Linked DNA regions of Homo sapiens: region 1 is linked to region 2. A link is an interaction called in ENCODE POLR2A ChIA-PET data of the cell type or tissue named here. Cell type or tissue: HepG2. All regions are shown on one strand. Each heading gives the region's core, and the rest is flanking DNA. Links, peaks and the distances in the headings are about the cores only.

What was found. ChIA-PET counts read pairs that join two places held together with the same protein. Peaks named below come from ENCODE experiments on the same cell type or tissue, not always from the same donor. Only the 100,000 strongest peaks of a DNase experiment are listed, where the experiment ranks them.
Region 1: POLR2A ChIA-PET joins it to region 2 with 10 read pairs; 2 of 35 experiments call an interaction of 5 or more read pairs at or near these places.

Annotation. Positions count from the first base shown.
Region 1 is chr19:8,151,865-8,157,416 of GRCh38, forward strand. No RefSeq gene overlaps it. Among named protein-coding and RNA genes, the nearest start is that of FBN3, 5.0 kb to the left of the region's middle. RefSeq lists silencers at 2,226-2,275, 2,396-2,445. In HepG2, for the core only: a CTCF peak has its summit at 2,325 (motif pointing left); a DNase peak (open chromatin) is centred at 3,157; H3K27me3 peaks cover 713 bases.
Region 2 is chr19:7,867,393-7,872,944 of GRCh38, forward strand. It overlaps PRR36 (proline rich 36), which reads right to left. Exons shown (of 6, transcript NM_001190467.2): 4 at 5,457-5,552; 5 at 2,323-5,364; 6 at 1,327-2,152. The coding sequence ends at 1,641. Among named protein-coding and RNA genes, the nearest start is that of PRR36, 4.2 kb to the right of the region's middle. RefSeq lists enhancers at 1,450-2,211, 2,711-3,005 and a silencer at 1,626-2,565. In HepG2, for the core only: a CTCF peak has its summit at 1,931; DNase peaks (open chromatin) are centred at 1,509, 2,829, 3,459, 4,879 and 3 weaker places; H3K4me3 peaks cover 2,523 bases.

The DNA.
Region 1 (5,552 bases), core at 116-5,115, 280 kb after region 2:
CCACTGTTGCCATGGCTAAGTCTGGAGGAGGGCTTTCCTGGAAGAACTGTGGGCCAGGGAGCGACTCAGTCCTAGAAGTCTCCCTACCTGCCCTCCAGAAGAGAGGGGAGAAGGAAGCCGGAGGGTGTGGCAAGACCAGGATGTGGAGCTGTTGGAAGTCACCGCAACTGAAGTGCTCGAAAACGGCAGATAGTGGGCATTGGTTGTTCACAGCCCCCAACCCAAGCTACTGTCCACACCGCGTGCTGTAGTTTCAGACTTCCCATGGTGCCACCCTGGTCTGTTATGTTATTGCCAGTTATTGATGTGGTATCACAGACAGTGTCACCCCCCACTGTACCCTTATTACATCACACTGTTAAGAAGGGACATTTAGGCTGGGCATGGTGGCTCACGCCTGTAATCCCAACGCTTTGGGAGGCCGAGTTGGGCATATCACGAGGTCAGGAGATCAAGACCATCCTGGCTAACACAGTGAAACCCCATCTCTACTAAAAATATAAAAAATTGCTGGGCGCGGTGGGTCACACCTGTAATCCCAGCACTTTGGGAGGCTGAGGCGGGCGGATCACGAGCTCAGGAGATCAAAACCATCCTGGCTAACATGGTGAAACCCCGTCTCTACTAAAAATACAAAAAATTAGCTGGGCATGGTGGTGGGCGCCTGCAGTTCCAGCTACTCGGGAGGCTGAGGCAGGAGAATGGTGTGAACCCGGGAGGCAGAGCTTGCAGTGAGCCGAGATGGTGCCACTGCACTCCAGTATGGGCGACAGAGCGAGACTCCATCTCAAAAAAAAAATAAATAAAATAAAAATAAATAAAAAAATTAGCCAGGCACGGGGGCACACACCTGTAGTTCCAGGTACTTGGGAGGCTGAGGCAGGAGAATCGCTTGAACCTGGGAGGCAGAGGCTGCAATGAGCCAAGATCACGCCACTGCGCTCTAGCCTAGGCGACAGAGCGAGACTCCATCTCAAAAAAAAAAAAAGAAGGGACATTTAGGCTTTAAATCCTACCGCATATCACAGTCCCCCCACCCAGGACTGTACAAAACACATGCATGGTCTCTCCGTCAAAACTGCATCATCAGCCAGGCGCTGTGCCTCACGCCTGTAATGTCAACACTTTGGGAAGCCAAGGTGGAGGATCCTTTGAGGCCAAGAGTTCAAGGCAAGCCTGGGCAACATAGCAAGACCCCATCTCTACAAAAAAATAGAAAAATTAGCTGGGCATGGTGGCATGTACCTGTAGTCCCAGCTACTTGGGAGGCTGAGGTGGGAGGAGTGCTTGAACCCAGGAGTTTGAGGCTGCAGTGAGCTATGATGTTGCCACTGGACTCCAGCCTGGATAACAGATCATGAACCTGTCTCTAAATATGTATGTATATCATCATCATCACCATGTTCCTATTCTACAGTCACTTGTCCCTATGACCCTGTCTCATTGTCACCTGTCCATGTGACACCCTGCTCTTTTCTGGTTGCTCCGCTACCTGGGACATGCATGTCTCCTGTCACCTTTACACCTTCACCTTTCTGCTGTGACACAGTCCCCGGCTCATGGTCATACCATTACCCAGAATGTCAGGGTTCTTAACATCACAATTCACTGGCATCAGCAACAACCGGGCTCAGCAGAAAGAGTGACCAAGCGTGGTGGTGCCGCAGCCAACCACATTCACACACATCACATGCAGATCGGGCCCCAGGAAGACACCATTCATTACCATCTGGCACCCTAAGCCCTGATGCTGCTCAGTGATCCGAGATGCTGGCACCAGTTCCCCCCACCCTCAGTAAAATGAGGTCCATGGGGGCTCCAATGGGGATCTGGTGTTTTAAAGTTTTTGTTTTTGTTTTTTTGACAGAATCTTGCTCTGTCGCCCAGGCTGGAGTGCAGTGGTGCAATCTCAGCTCACTGCAACCGCCTCCCAGGTTCAAGCCATTCTCCTGCCTCAGCCTCCCAAGTAGCTGGGACTACAGGCACACATCACCATCTAGTTTTTTTTTTTTCTTTTTCTTTTTCCTTTTTTTTTTTTTTTTTTTTTTTTTAGATGGAGTCTTGCTCTGTCTCCCAGGCTGGAGTGCAGTGGTGCCATCTCGGCTCACTGCAACCTCCACCTCCCAGTTTAAGTGATTCTCCTGTTTTAGCCTCCTGAGTAGCTGGGATTACAGGTGCCTGCCACCACGTCTGGCTAATTTTGTATTTTTAGTAGAGATGGGGTTTCACCACATTGGCCAGTCTGGTCTTGAACTCCAGACCTCAGGTGATCCACCTGCCTCGGTCCCAAACTGTGGGGATTACAAGTGTGAGCCACCGCGCCTGACCCCTAGTGGATGTTCTCTTTTTTTGGTTTTTGTCCTCCCCGGACCGCCCCCGCCCCGAGATGCAGTCTTGCTCTGTCACCCAGGCTGGAGTGCAGTGGTGGGATCTTGGCTCACTGCAACCTCCTCCTCCTGGGTTCAAGGAATTCTCCTGCCTCAGCCTCCTAAGTAGCTGGGATTACAGGCGTGTGCCACCACACCCGGCTATTTTTTTTTTTTTTTTTTTGTATTTTTAGTAGAGATGGGGTTTCACCATGTTGGTCAGGCTGGTCTCGAATTCCTGACCTCATGATATGTCCGCCTTGGCCTCCCAAAGTGCTGGGATTACAGGTGTGAGCCACTGCACCTGGCCCCTAGTGGGTTTTAAAATTACAGTGTCACCTGTTGCTGTCACCTGTTGCCTTCCCATCATTCCCAGTTCCTGTGACGTTGTCACCTGTTGCTGTCACATTGTCACACTATTAATGTCCCCCAGAACTGTCCCCCCCCGCTGCTGCCACTGTCATCCCGTTAAGGTCACTGTGAGTCACGCCAGCCCCACCCTCCGTTTGACTTTCTGAGCAGCCATGGAGCCCCCCCTCATAGGCGGGACTTGACTGTGTGCACCCAGAGCCAGCAGACCCCAGATGTTCATTAGCATGAGCTCGAGGAAGGCATGGAGACAGGAGTGGGCAGGGTGTGCCCAGGAGCACAGGGTCAAGGCTGGGGACAAGGAGATGGGAGGAGGGACGGGGAGATGCCTGCAGTCTATGGTGTGTGGAGTGCGCTGGGCCAGCCTAGGCCAGGGTGGCTTGGGGACAGAGCCCTCTTTGTATAAGCACAGGAAGCAGCTGGGAGTCAAAGCATTGCATACAACGCCAGGAGTTTGGCCACGTGCCCAGGAATGAGGCTTGGAGCGGGGAGGGAAGCCGCAGAGGACCCAGGAAAGCTCTGAGGAAGAGATCAAGCTGGATCCTCACAAGAGACCCTGAAGACAGGCTCTGATATCATCCCATTACACAGATGAGGAAACTGAGGCACAGAGCCACCACATCGCCCACTGGGACCCCACCACCAGGAAAGAATACAGGCAAATCTGAACCCAGGCCACAAAGCTGGAACCTTCCCCGTGGCCTTGGGCCCCCAGCCACACCCTCACCCCATTGCCTTGATGTTCTAGCTGGGGGACCTGTCTAGGGTCCATATACAATATATTATTTCTCTTTCTAATAAACACACATGTTTGCACCTTTATACATTGTTCTGTATTTGCCCTATTTCCTCTTTGTAAAAATAATTAAAAACAAACAAACAAACAAAAAAACAGGGTCTCCCTCTGTCACCCAGGCTAAAGTGCAGTGGGGAAGATAACAGCTCACTGCAGCCTCGAATTGGGCTTAAGCAATCCTCCCACCTCAGCCTCCAGAGTAGCTAGGACTACAGGCACATACTACCTGTCTAATTTAAAAAAATTTTTTTTTTTAGAGATAGAGTCTCACTATGTTGCCCAGGCTGGTCTCGAACTCTGGGATCAAGTGATCCTCCCAACTCATCCTCCCAAAGTGCTGAGATTACAGGCATGAGCCGTCACACCTGGCCTCTTTCTCTTTCTTTCTTTCTTTCTTTCTTTCTTTCTTTCTTTTTTTTTCTTTTTTTGTTCAGACAGAGTCTCGCTCTGTCGCCCAGGCTGGAGTGCAGTGGTACACTCTCAGCTCACTGCAACCTCCACCTCCCAAGTTTAAGCGATTCTCCTGCCTCAGCCTCCTGAGTAGCTGGGAGTACAGGCGCCCACCCCACACCCTAATTTTTGTAGTTTTAGTAGAGACGGGGTTTCACCATATTGGCCAGGCTGGTCTCGAACTCCTGACCATGTGATCTGCCCGCCTCCGCCTCCCAAAGTGCTGGGATTACAGGCGTGAGCCACGGTGCCTGGCCTCTTTCTCTTTCTAATAAACACAAATGTTAGCACCTTTGTATCTTGTTCTGTATTTGCTTTTTCTCATCTTTGTAAAAAAAATATATTTTTTTCTTGCAAACTAAATCAATCCCTCTCAATTACCATCTTCTTTTTACTGTTTTCTTTTACTGAGATCAATTTCACACAACATAGCACTTACTATGTTCAAGTGTACAATTCAGTAGCGTTCAGTACACGCAGTATGTGCAGCCACCCCCTCTATCTAGTTCCAAAACGTACTCATCACCCCAGAATGAAATCCTGTCCCCATTAGCAGTTGCTCCCCATTCCCCATACCCCAGTCCCTGGCAAACACTAATCCACTTTCTATTCTCTGTGGATTTGCCTGTTCCGGACATTGCACGTATTTATTTTATTTTATTTTATTTTATTTTATTTTATTTTATTTTATTTTGAGATGAAGTCTCCCTCTGTCACCCAGGCTGGAGTGCGGTAGTATGATCTTGGCTTACTGCAACCTCCACCTCCCAGGTTCGAATGTTTCCCTGCCTCAGCCTTCCGAGTAGCAGGGATTACAGGTGCACACGGCACCGCGTCTGGCTATTTTTTTTTTTTTTGGTATTTTTAGTAGAAACGGGATTTCATCATGTTAGCCAGGCTGGTCTTGAACTCTTGGCCTCAAGTGATCCATCTGCCTTGACCTCCCAAAGTGCTGGGATTACAGGCATGAGCCACCGTGCCTGGCCTAGACGTTTCACGTAAATGGAATCACACACTAGGTGGCCCTTTATTTTATTTTACTTTTTTTTTTTTTTTTTTTTGTGACAGAGTTTCTCTCTGTCACCCAGGCTGCAGTGCAGTGGCGCGATCTCGGCTCACTGCAACTTCCGCCTCCCCTGTTCAAGCAGTTCCCCTGCCTCAGCCTCCCAAGTAGCTGGGACTACAGGCACACGCCACCACACCTGGCAATTTTTTTTTTTTTTTTTTGTATTTTAATAGAGACGGGGTTTCACCATGTTGGCCAAGATGGTCTCTATCTCCTGACCTCATGATCTGCCTGCCTCGGTCTCCGAAAGTGGTGGGATCACAGGCGTGAGCCACCACGCCCAGCCTCTTTTAACTTCTTATTACATCTTGGCAATATTTCCATGTCGAGCCGGGAGCGGGGGATCACACCTGTAATCCCAGCACTTTGGGAGGCCAAGGCAGGCAGATCCCTTGAGTGCAAGAGTTAGAGACCAGCTGGGGCAACATGGCAAGCTCCGTCTCTACAAACAACACAAAGATTAGCCAGGCCTGGTGGCATGAGTCTGTAGTCCCAGCTACTCAGG
Region 2 (5,552 bases), core at 406-5,405:
GAGGAAGGGCAGGAAACTCTGATTGGAGGGGGCCTGTGAAGATGTTTGGGAATCTGATAAGGACGCCTGAGGAAGGGGTTAGGGCAAGGATGCCATGGGGGTGGGATGCACCAAGTGGCACTTGTGTAAGGACACTTGGAGACAGGGTGCAGTGTGAGGACTCCCCCATCTCCCACCTAGACCTGGGAGAGGCCACTTCTTCCTGCAATCCCCTACCAGGGCAGTTGGCCCGGGACCCTGCACCAGCCGAAGGGCCATGGGAAGGGGTCCCCCATCCTTGCCTCAGTGCCCTCCAATCTTCCCACCTGTTCCCCAGGAGTGCTAGTTCCCCGCATCGAGTTTGAAAAGTGTGTCAGGCCAGGCGCGGTGGCTCACGCCTGTAATCCCAGGACTTTGGGAGGCTGAGGGCAGATCACCTGAGGTCAGGAGTTCAAGACTAGCCTAGCCAACATGGTGAAACCGTGTCTCTACTAAAAATACAAAAATTAGCCGGGTGTGGTGGCGCGCACCTGTAATCCCAGCTACTCGAAAGACTGAGGCAGGAGAATTGCTTGAACCCGGGAGGCAGAGGTTGCAGTGAGCCGAGATAGCACTATTGCACTCCAGCCTGTGCAAAGAGAGCAAAATTCTGTCTCAAAATAATAAAAAAACAGGCCAGGCGCGGTGGCTTATGCCTGTAATCCCAGCGCTTTGGGAGGCCAAGGGGGTTAGATTACGAGGTCAAGAGATCCAGACCACCCTGGCCAACATGGTGAAACCCTGTCTCTACTAAAAATACAAAAATTAGTTGGGCGTGGTGGCATGTGCCTGTAGTCCCAACTACTTGGGAGGCTGAGGCAGGAGAATCGCTTGAACCCGGGAGGTGAAGGTTGCAGTGAGCCGAGATCGCGCCATTGCACTCCAGCCTGGCGACAAAGGGAGACTCCGTCAAAAAAAAAAAAAAAAAAAAAAAAAGAATTAGAATAGAATAGAAAAGGGTTCCAGTCGCTCCTTCACCTCGGCCACGCACTGACTCATCCACTCGGGCGCACAGCCCCTGCCAGGCCCCTCCTGCACCGAACGTTTCCACCAGAAGTCGGATACCAAGAAGCCCAAGTTCACACACGTGGATGGGTGCGCGGCACCAGATGGCCGGGACTCGGCATGGCCCCGCCCTAGCCCCACCTGGCCTGCCCCTTCTCTCCCAGAAGAGGAAAACCGCACTTTATCCAGAGCTCCAACCGGTTCGAGCACAGCCGCCAGCAAGGCCTTATCTGGCCTGGCCCCCCGCGCCGCTCAGCCTGCTGGAGGCCCCCAGCCCCAGTCCTCTCTGTGACAGCGAAGGTGTGCAAGTCCCAGTGTCCCAGTTTTATTGCAAACTCAGGCTGTGCGGGGTGGGCAATACACTGCACACGGGGCGGGACTCGGGGAAACGGGGCGTGTCCTAGGCCAAAGGGGCGGAGCTCGAGGGGCGGGCCTAGGTCAAAGCTGTGGGTAGGTCCCGAGCCTCCGAGGCCAAAGGCTCAGGCTCTAGGGAGCTAAGACTAATCCACCCAGCGGGGCTCCAGGGCAGTGGAGGCGGGGTCTAAAACAAACGGCGTACCCGGAGGGGCGGATCCTAAGGCAGGGGTGGGGTGTAGCAGGCGGGGCTGTGGTCTGGCTCAGTGGAAGGTCTCCACCTCCACCACGGTCCAGTCACCCTGCGGGGAGGCCACGTCGTCCGGAGAGAAGCTGGTGACCGAGGTGATGCTGGCACGGGACTCGTCCAGGGGAGACAGTAGTTCGGCCCAGCGGCCGAGTTCGGCGTCGCTGAGTGCAGCCCGGGCGCCCCCTGTGACGCCACCACCCTCCGCACCTCCTGGGCCCCCGCCGCTGCCGCCCGCGGCACCCTCGGCAGCCGCCAGCAGCAGCGTCCGGCTCAGCAGGTGCTGCACGACGCTCGCCTGCAGCGCCCCCAGTGGCAGCTCGCCCAGGCGCGCCTGCTTCGGGCTCCGCGAGGACGCCCCGGCCCCGGCCCCAGCCGCCGCCTTCCCACCGCTCGTGCCGGGACTGGGCCCCGGATCCAGTGCGCCAGGGGCGGGGGTCGCCGACTCGGGCCCTTCAGTCTCGTAGATGGTGCACAGACCGTCAGCAGAGCCCGGTCCGGTAGCGGGAGGCCACGGCAGGGGCGCACCTGCGGGGAGAGACGCCAGGTGGGCCGTGGGGGTGATAAGCCCCGCCCCTGCCTCAAGGTCCCGCCTCCTTGTCTAAGCTCCGCCCCGGACCCAGCTGTCCCGCCCCTGAGCTGCGAAGCCTCGCCTCCGACCCCGCCCACAGCCAGGCCGGGTCTGGGGTGCCCCTTACCTGGGGCTCCGCGGAAAGCCAGCGGCGGAGCGGGGCCTCGACTCCAGGCAGCCGGGTGGCAAGCGGCGAGCTCTGCGTCGGGGGGCGGGGAGGCTGCGGCACCGCCCTCGGGCCCGCTGTCGTAGCCACGCAGCTCCTCTGGCGTGCTCGTGGCGCTGCTGCTGTGGCCGGCCAGGTCTGGGCCGCTCAGCGTGCTGGACGGGCTGCGCGAGGGCGGCGGCGGCGGGCCGGGGGCCAACGCCAGGGTCAGCCGTGGGCCCGAGACGGAGGTATCCGGACCCGGGGTCGGGGGGCGGCGTGGGGCCTGCAGGGTGGGTGAGGCAGGGGGAGAGGGAGGGACCTGCAGAAGGGGCGCTGCCAGAACAGGTGGGGCCTGTGGAGGAGGCGTGGCCAAAGGAGACATTGGGAGTGAGGCAGAGGGTGAGAAAGGGGCCTGCCCAGGGAATGAGGCAGGCGGAGAGGGAAGGGCCTGCAGAGGAGGTGTGGCCAGAGCAGGTGGGGCCTGTGGAGGGGGCTTAGCCAAAGGAGACATTGGGAGTGAGGCAGGGGGAGAGGGCGGGACCTGCAGAGGAGGAGCGGCAAGAAGGGGTGGGACCCGTGGAGGGGGCGTGGCCGAAGGAGACATTGGGGGAGAGGCAGGGGGAGAGGGTGGGACCTGCAGAGGAGGCGCAGCGAGAGGGGGTGGGGCCTGTGGAGGGGGCGTGGCTGAAGGAGACATTGGGGGAGAGGCAGGGGGAGAGGGTGGGACCTGCAGAGGAGGTGCGGCTAGAGAGGGTGGGGCCTGTGAAGGGGGCGTGGCCGAAGGAGACACTGGGGGTGAGGCAGGGGGAGAGAAAGGGGCCTGCACTGGGGGTGAGGGAGGGGGAGAGAAAGGGGCCTGCAGAAGGTGCACTGCCAGAGCATTTGGGGCCTGTGGAGAGGGTGTGGCCAAAGGAGACAGAGGGGGTGAGGCAGGGGGAGAGGGAGGGGCCTGCAGAGGAGGCAAGGCCAGGGCAGGTGGGGCCTGTGGAGGGGGCGTGGCCAAAGGAGACAGAGGGGGAGAGGGCAGGCCCTGCAAAGGGGGTGAGGCCAGAGCAGGTGGGGCCTGTGGAGGAGGCGTGGCTATGGAAGAGGGCGTCTCCGGAGGGGGCGTGGTCAATGGCGAAGGTGGTGCTTGCAGAGGGCATGGGGCTGGACAAGGTGGAGTCTCCAGATGGGGTGTGGTCAGGGGAGCAGAAGCTGTCTGCAGAGGAGGCGGGGCTAGAGAAGGTAGGTTCTCCAGAGGGGGTGTGGTCAGGGGAGCAGAAGCTGTCTGCAGAGGAGGCGGGGCTAGAGAAGGTAGGTTCTCCAGAGGGGGTGTGGTCAGGGAAGCAGGAGGTGTCTGCAGAGAGGGTGGGGCTAGGGAAGATTGGGTCTCCAGAGGGGGCATGATCAGGGAAGAGAGAGGTGCCTGAGGAGAGTGGGAGGCCAGAGAAGATAGCGCCTGCAGAGGGTGTATGGTCAGGGGTGAGCTTAGGGGTGAGACAGCAGGAGAGAGAGAAGTCTGCAGAGGGGGTGAGGCAGGAAGGGAAAGAGGGGCCTGCAGAGGGGGTGAATCAGGGGGAGTAGAGGCCGGCCGAGAAGGTGAGATCAAAGAAGCTTGGGTTTGCCTAGGGGACATTGTCAGGAAAGAATGTGTGGCCTGCAGAGTGGGTGAGCCCAAAGAAGTTGTGGCCTGCAGAGAGGACAAAGCCAGAGGAGAGGGAGGTGCCTGCAGAGACGGTGAGGTCAGAGAATGTGGGACCTGTATTGGGGGAATGGTCTGGAGAGAGGGCGGGGCCTGCATAGGGGGCGTAGTCATAGAAGGTGGGGCCTGTGGGTGGGGCGGAGCCTGCAGAGGCGGTGAGGCCAAAAGAGAGGGAGAAACTAGAGGAGGATCCTGCAGAGAGACTGTGGTCAAAGGAGAGGGAGAGGCCTGCAGAGGCAATGTGGCCAGAAGAGGAGAGTCCTGCAGAGGAAGAGTGGCCAGAGTGTGGGGCGTGGCCTGGAGAGAGGGCGGAGACGGGGAAGGACTGGCCTGCGGAGGGGGCGTGGTCAGAGCAGAAAGGCCTGGCTGAGGGAGTGCGGCCAGGGGAAAAGCCGAATTCCCCAGAGATGTTGCCGGAGAAACAGGGCCTTGTAGAGGAGACATGGCTGACAGAGGAGGTGTGGCCAAGGGAGAGAGGAGAGTCGGAAGAGAGGGCAACGCTGGATTAGCTTGGGTGGGGGGCATACTCTGCAGAGGGGATGAAACTGATGGAGAGACTGAAGCCACAAAAGCGGCTGTGGCCAGGGAAGAGACGCCTGCTTCTGGAAAGGACATAATCAGCTGTGTGGGTGGAACTTGCGAGGGGGGCGTGGCTGGTGGAGAGGGGAGGGTCTGCAGAGAAGGTGGAGCAGAGGGAGAAGGAGGGGCTAGAGGAAGGGGCGTGGCCAACTGACAGGTAAGGCTCGACGAGTGGGGCGTGGCCGGCAGGGTGGGCGGGGCCTGACTTTGGAGAGCGGCTGGCGGAGGGGGCGTTACCGGTGGAGAGGGAGGGAGCGTGGCTGGCAGGGGAGTGGCTGCATTGTCGGGAGGCGGTACGGGTCTTGCCTTGGTACCCGATGGAGAGGGTGTGGCCAAAGGAGAGGAAGAAAGCGGTCCTAGTGCTGGGGCTGCGTCCTTCCTTGGGGGTGTGACCTGAGGGGGTCGCAGAGCCTGCAGTCCTTTCGGCTTGGGCTGCGAGGGATGCGCAGGAGCCCTGGGTGTTCCGCGGGCTGAGGGCCCAGAACGGGCTGGGGAGGAGAGAGGGGTGGCGCTGGAGCTCAGGGAGCGCGAGGCCGGCCTCTGGAGACCCCCACCGGCGCTGGGCCGCCTCCTGGCAGCCGGGCTTGGCTCGGTGGTACTGTGCTCCGAGGCGCTGCTCACTGATTTCCGGGGGCCCTCTGTCGGGGGCCGTGGCCGGGCACTCGGAGCTGGCCGGGGGAGCCCCACCTCGGTGCCCGCAGCCCGGGACCGACGGGCCATGGCCGGGGACGGGGTTCCTGGGGTAGGCCCGGAAGTGTCTGGAGAAAAAGTAGAAGGCCAAGGGTCACCGATACCTCTGAGGCGGCTCCCCTTGCTGCCCAGGAACCCCACTCTTCTCCAGGTCACGTACCTCTCCGTGCCCCAGCGCTGAGGGCACTCCTTTTGGGAGCCTCTGTAGCTTTTCCTCTGGCCACAGTTTCCTCCGCTGAGATCCGGAGTCCCTTCT